Regions from separate parts of the Mus musculus genome. Here region 1 is linked to region 2. Evidence: chromatin contacts called from ENCODE POLR2A ChIA-PET data. All regions are on one chromosome and are shown on one strand. Each heading gives the region's core, a stretch centred on a gene start or an enhancer-like site at or near the end of the contact. The rest is flanking DNA. Distances are from core to core; before and after follow the strand shown. Region 1 holds the start of 2810408I11Rik (RIKEN cDNA 2810408I11 gene). Region 2 holds the start of Klf7 (Kruppel-like factor 7 (ubiquitous)).

Region 1 (3,310 bases), core at 423-2,922, 570 kb after region 2:
CATACAACACTTAACAATGTCAAAAACTTTCTTCTCCAAACTTATTCTTCTTTTTATCTGTCTAGGGGAGCGGCATCAAAACCCGCCTACCCTCTAAATCAGAACTTTAGACTTTTTTTTTTTTTTTTTTTTTTTTTGCCTTCTACTTCTGTTCTCCCTCCATATCCAATAGGTAAGTACTTCCTATTTCACTTAGGAAATAAGTTCTTTGTCCACTTAGTCACCAGTGCCCTTTGTTGGAGTTGTCTTTCTTTCCTAGGAAAAGACTAGGCTTCCTTAACTAGACCTTTCTTCCCTTCCTTCTTACTGTCCAGAATAACATAGTCTTAAATACACATGACAATGACTTCTGAACTTCATGTTCAACACTTATTTCCAGTATAAAATCTAAACTCTTGGTCTGGAGAGATGGCTCAGCGGTTAAGAGCACTGACTGCTCTTCCAGAGGTCCTGAGTTCAATTCCCAGCCACCACATAATGGCTTACAACCATCTGTGATGGGAGCCAATGCCTCTTCTGATGTGTCTGAAGACAGCCACAGTGTACTCATACAAATACAATAAATATATACATTAAAAGAAAACAACTAAACTCTTGACCTCATTGACTTTGGGGTCAGATATTTGTGTTTGTACTCCAAGAGCAGCAGTGTGAACTCGTACAGCTAGATTCTCCAAATCTTTGCTTCTCATTTGCCTAAATTTACTGGGAGCCTGGACTGCTGGACTTCAGGAACAGAAATGAACGAGAAGATTCAATTAGGGAAGATATTTAAAATCCCCAAGTGAAAAGATTGCTCTTCCTTAAAATGAACACTACCAAGCACCAACAGTCTCTGTCATTTTCCCTAACCGTGACTTCCTTTCACAGGTACTCGGAGATAAACCTGGAATCCAGACTATTCTGGCCCCTACACGAGCAGTAACCTTGTCATGTAACCTTGAGAAAGTTACTCAGTTTCTGCATGCTCCCCCTACCCTGCCACCGATCAGTAAAATCTGGGAGATCGAACATTGGACTGCTCTTTAGACTTAGCGCTAAGGGAGCTCGGTTGGCATGGTTGGCAATACTTGGTGCATGCTAAAGGTCAATTGCTCTCTACCATCCCCATCACTTAGGACTGTGGGCACCCCACAGTGTGGTTCTCTATTTTGTGGGAGAAAACTGTTCTCTGCATTGCTAGTTAAAGAAACAAAGTCTGGAAACTCCTGTCTTGTGATGGCAGAAAACAAGCGAAACCGGAGTTGCTGGCTCCCAGCTTTTCTGAACCGAGAGTTTGGTCCTTATTTGACGTACGAGGAAATTGAAGAGTGACGTGTCCTCGGGTTTCATGCAAGACACAGTCACGACTCTTTATTGAGAGTAAGGAGCGAGCCCCGGGGTTGCTATGGCCAAGTTGCAAGCGAGAACGTAACACTGGGAAGACAGGAGAAGAGCATTTAGCCATATACAACCGGCTAAGTCCAGTGCAACTTACTTGGGTGAGCAAAGGGAAGCTGTCAAACATGGAGAGACCAAACTGCTGACAAAACCAACTCTTCACCAGGCCGGACCTTCGGGGCCCGCCTTGAAGGGCGGCCTCGAGTAACAAACTGCCGCAGCTCCCCAGTAGGAGCCGGACTCGGCGCAGCTCGAGATGAATGGAAACCAGAATTCGCGCGGCTCAGCTTAAGGGACGGGGCGGGGCTTTGTGAGTCACGTGCCTGGGCCGTAGGCGGGTGCGTGGAGGGAAGTCCGGGTCTGATTGGCTACCCGTCACCAGGTGACCGCGGAGCGCGTTCCGGTTGGCAGGAGCCGGCTAGCGGCCTTCAGTTCGGAGGCGGCGACGGAAGGAGGAGGAGCTCCGGCCGCGCTCTCGGCCCGCAGTGGCTGCGTCTCCCAGCGCTTGTCGGGTCCCCACCCCTTTTAAATAAGCCGGGCTGGTCGCCGCCCTCGCAGACTAGTCCGCTGTGGGGAGGCGGCGGCGGCGAGCCGGCGGGGGTGCGGCCGAGGCCGGAGCCCTGCCCCGGGCTGGGCGGCGGGGCGGGCGGGCGCGCAGCGGGCGCGGCGGCGAGTGCGGGCGGGCGCAGCCCCGCTCTGCCCGGGGCTGCCGGCGCCGACCGCGCCATTGTTGGGGGAGGGGGCGGGCGCGGAGTCCGGGGCGAGCGGAGGCGCAGGCGTCGGCCGAGCGGAGCGGACGCTCCCCATGGGGAACACGCTGACCTGTTGCGTGTCCCCCAATGCCAGCCCCAAGCTGGGCCGGCGCGCGGGGCCGGCAGAGCCCGACTACGAGTCCGAGGTCTACGAGGCGGCGGCCGGGGACGCGGTGGCGGTAGCGCCGGCGCCCGCTGCGGCCGTGGAGCCCGCCGAGTTGGATTTCGGAGCCGGCGAGGGCCACCACCTGCAGCACATCAGTGACCGAGAGATGCCCGAAGGTGAGGAGGCAGCGGGCGCGTCCGGGCCGTGGCGCACCTCTGGCCTCCACCGACTCCCTGGGTCCCGCTGGGAGGCGGCCGCCGCCTCGGGTTCCTTCCTGCCGGGATTATTCCTGGCGCAGGCCTGGACACCGGGAATGAGGGCTGTGGCTCGTGTTCCCACCCCTTATTCTTTCTCGGCCACGTCTGGCCAGTTTCTCTCCCACCCCTACGCCCAGTTCTTCACTCTTCCCATTCTCTCATTCTGACCCGGGACCCTGTACCCGGCACCGCTTCCTCTTTGTACTGCTGTGTACCGTCCAGTGGAACTTAAGACTTCAAGAGACTATAATTGCCCCTTTTCTTAATAAAACTCCCAGGTACCCCTAACCTCAGAATAGCCATCCCATCTCTCTGTCCTTACTTAGGCAGATGGTACGTAAGGTAAGAGCATAATGTTCCTCTTGCTCTGAACGAGTTGAGTAACTGATACTAGAGCAATCTAGATTCAGCATGGTTAAAGATTTCTTATTTACGTTCAAGTAGAGATTGCCACCAAAATGTGTATGGTATTAAGTAGGATTTTGAAAGTAGCCTCAATAATAAAGGTTGCTTTATTACTTTCAGTTATAGTTGGAACACAGAAAGAGGAGACTTCTGTGAAAGATGTTAGTTTCTTTCCAGGCTTCAGAAAAGTACTGCTTCCCCTCCCTAACAAGGAGTAGTTCTGCTTGCTTTAAAATTATCATTTTGGTAAATACATCGCCATTTAACAAATTTCATTTATTTTACCTCTTCCAAAGGAAGCAGGGTGGGGAGAGATTGTTCATTGGGCGTTTAAATGGAGCCAAAAGCTTAAATTTAGCTTTAAATTAGTAATGTAAAGGTTTGGGATTTAAGAAGACAGCCCCCTGCGG
Region 2 (3,306 bases), core at 100-2,599:
CCCCAGTCAGGCTTCAACCTCCCGGAGATGCCAAGAGAACTTGGCACCGGTACCCTTTAGCATCCTAGGAGTTTTCTTAACTAGTCCTCTAAGACAAAGTAGGGAAGCAAGGAAGCACACACCACCCTTTGTCCAAGGTGGTGCTAACCTGAGAGGCACCCCAAACAAACAAACAAAAAGCAAGGACACAGTACAGGCTGCTCTCTCTGGAGGCATTAGCTAGAGAAACCATACAATACATTGTCAGCCTAAGAGAGACATATCTTCTCATCTTCCTTGTACATATCCTTAAGCATCTTTTGTCACCTGGCTTCTCTTCGTACAGCTCACCTTGTATCTAAAAATCAAGCTCCTATTCTTTATTGACACTCAGTAAATTACTGGGAAAAACACTCCGTGCTTCCCCCCACCCCCCTTGACGGTCTTCAGGACCAGTTGAAATGGATAAAGCTGATTTAAGTACTAAGGTCAGAACTCCTGCATCTAGGAACGTGGTATCCTGTCAACCATTGCTCGACCACCTTCCCACCCGGCTCCTCCAAACCCGAGAAGTTCGCCAGCAATTCTCTGCTAGGGGACAGCGAGCCGACAACGTGTGCGCAAGGATGTGTGTTGGTGACAGAAATGCAGGCAGCTAGGACCGGCTCAGCTCAACACACTAAGGGGCTAGGGGTGGGTGGAGAGGTAAGCGCATATGATTGTTTCACAAAACATTTTAAACAACACACAGCCAAAAAATAAATAAATAAATAAAAAGAAAAAATTAATTAAAAAAATTTCAACTCAAAGCCCACACCAAACGCAGCCCCTGCGTCTCCGCCGCCGCCACACGATTTACACAAGTAATTTAAATCATTCACCTGCTGCCAGGTCTCCTCCAGGGATGGCAAAGCTGAGAAGTAGCCGGTGTCGTGGACAAGTTGTAGCTCCTGGAATATACTATAACTAGCCAACACGTCCATGCTGCTGCTGCCGGGCAAAACCGGAGGAGAAACCCTCCCCCGAGCTCAGCTGGGTCTGTTTGTTTGTCAGTCTGTCTGGCTCACCCCCCAAGAAGGCAGACATCCAGTGGCCCTTTTGTTTTGTTTTGTTTCAGTCAACTAAAAAAAGGAGAGAAAAAAAATCAATGCAGGAGAGAGGGAGAGAGGAGGTGAGAGAGGAGGGAGAGAGAGGAGGTGAGAGAGGAGGTGAGAGAGGAGCGAGTGAGTGGGGTGGATCGGAGAGAGGGATCCAGCGTGTACAGTGCAGATGACTGCCAGGAAAAGGGGACTTCACGGGAGTAACAATTCCCTTCCAGGGCTCTAATCACTCCAGCGCGTGGATCAGGAAGGGGAACGCAAACTCACTGACACGAAGCTGCCATCTATATCTGCAGCGCTGTTCGCTCCTAATGCAATCTTTGCTCTTTATTTTGGGAGGTTGCATTTTTTTTCTCGCGATCGCTTCTCTCCCCCCCCACCCCTTCCCTTCCCTCCCCACCCCCCACCCCATCCTCGCTAGTTTGTAGTCCCCCCCCCTTGTCTCCTCCTCCTGCTCTTCCCCCTCCCCAAACTCCCTCCCTCCGCCCCGTTTTGCGCGCAGCCGTGGGATCTCGGAGGAGGGCGTCCATTAGGCCGCGTGTGACCATGTAAGGTAAACAGGGGGCTCATGAAGTCACTGAGGACCAATGCGGCACTCGGAGAGGACCATGGGGCGGGGCCTGGCCCCGACGGCAGCCGCCGATTGGCGCGCTGCGGATCTCCCTGCTGCCTTACAAGGCGGTACGAGGCAAGCTATTTTTAGAGGGCTATATAAAGGGGTAGAGGAGTCCGCCAGGCGGCCGGGGAGCTTGAGCGCCAGGGAGTGTTGCTGCGACACTTGCGCTGGCTCCTGGGACGCCTAGGCGGCCGGGTTCGGGCTGCGCGCTGGCCTCCGACCCTCGCTGCAGGGCTCGCCCGAGCCGCCGGCGCCCGTACCCAGTGCAGATCCGAGGGGACGGGTTGCCGCGGTGGCCGATCGGGAGGTGCGGTCCCGGTCCTGGGTTAAGATGCCTCCTGCGGGAGCAGCCGGTAGAGCGGCGGCGCAGCGGTCGGGGGCAAGGAGCTCTTTGCACTCGGCCTTCCGCCAAGCATGGGGAAGAAGGGTAGCAAGGGAGAGCCCAGGCTCAGGACAGCGTCACGTACCCCAGACTAAAGCCCAAAAGCCAGTTCCGAATTCCCCACAGGGTGCCGAAATGAAGTGCCAGAGAGGAAGTGCCTCACAATGGCAGAGAACAAAGGCGAGCTGCACGGAGACTAGCTTGCGCCCGCCCCCGACGCTGCACGCTGTCCCCGCCCCGGCCCGCGCGCCTCCGTGCGCGCCGCCGATCGCCTACCGCCCTCCTTTTCCTCTGAACTGAGCCTAAAACCTGGCCAGGAGTCTGGTGTCCAGCATCTAAGCGTGTGCATGAAAGAGAATAGGGGGAGCGTGGGTCGAATTAGGGTGCAGGCTGGAGCGGGGAGCAGTTAGCTAGCAGATCCTTACAAGAGGTTTATCCAGTAACTTCATGGAGCAGGTATGGAGCAGGGCTCTAAAGATCTCAAGATTCTGCAAGCTCAGAAATGGAAACCTGTGCAATGCACGTGGTTAAGAGTTGCCCATTTGTTTGCTTGACCTTAAATGGCTCGTGTGCCTTCTCCAAAATACACCGAAAGCTGGACTCCTTTAGAATAACTACAGAATTCAGTACTTAGACACGAGAAACGTCCTTATACCTTCAATGGGAGAAATACAATTTAATCGACTCCATATCATTCCTTTCTATTGATAAGAACATTACATTTGTTTCATAAAACAAAAGATCACCCATTTCCCCCAGAGGAAATTAATTACTAAGATTGGAGAAAAGCCGGTTTATTTGCCCTTTAGTGCCTGACATTCTTGTTGGTCAAAGAAACAAAATTCTTTGCATAATTGATGCCTTGCTTACAATGTGCTGCCTCCGATCAGCTCCATGACTTGAGCAAATGGCAGTAAAGGCCTGGGCTTCCCAGGAACAAGAATTCAAATATCTGCCACTCTTGTTAGAAGAAACAAAATACGCCTAGGGTAGTATGTCACTGTTAGGAGGCATTAAATGTTGTTGTCCACTGTCCCCAGACTTTAAGCAAAGAAATTAAATAGCACCTGAACTTATAGTCTCCATAGAGAACAGGCCAGAGTCTAGAAGAAAATAAGATAGCGAAACCTTGCAATAATTTGTTAGGTCTCACCCTGTCCACTCTTCCCCCAACACGATCTGGTTGTAGGGCTTGGGCAGAAATCCACTGAGAGGTCCTAACGTAGATG

The links. ChIA-PET counts read pairs that join two places held with the same protein, here RNA polymerase II (POLR2A).
Region 1: POLR2A ChIA-PET joins it to region 2 with 36 read pairs in embryonic stem cell. The contact joins the promoter of 2810408I11Rik here to the promoter of Klf7 in region 2. POLR2A ChIA-PET finds 5 or more read pairs at or near these places in 4 of 5 experiments (Patski and embryonic stem cell).

What each region holds. Positions count from the first base shown.
Region 1 is chr1:64,688,987-64,692,296 of GRCm38, forward strand. It overlaps 2810408I11Rik (RIKEN cDNA 2810408I11 gene), which reads right to left and starts at 1,673. Exons shown (of 2, transcript NR_038009.1): 1 at 1,478-1,673. Ccnyl1 (cyclin Y-like 1) reads left to right here and starts at 2,359. Exons shown (of 10, transcript NM_001097644.1): 1 at 2,359-2,414. The coding sequence starts at 2,405.
Region 2 is chr1:64,120,040-64,123,345 of GRCm38, forward strand. Klf7 (Kruppel-like factor 7 (ubiquitous)) reads right to left here and starts at 1,350. Exons shown (of 4, transcript NM_033563.2): 1 at 861-1,350. The coding sequence starts at 962. Gm35880 (a long non-coding RNA gene) reads left to right here and starts at 1,528. Exons shown (of 3, transcript XR_373464.4): 1 at 1,528-1,632.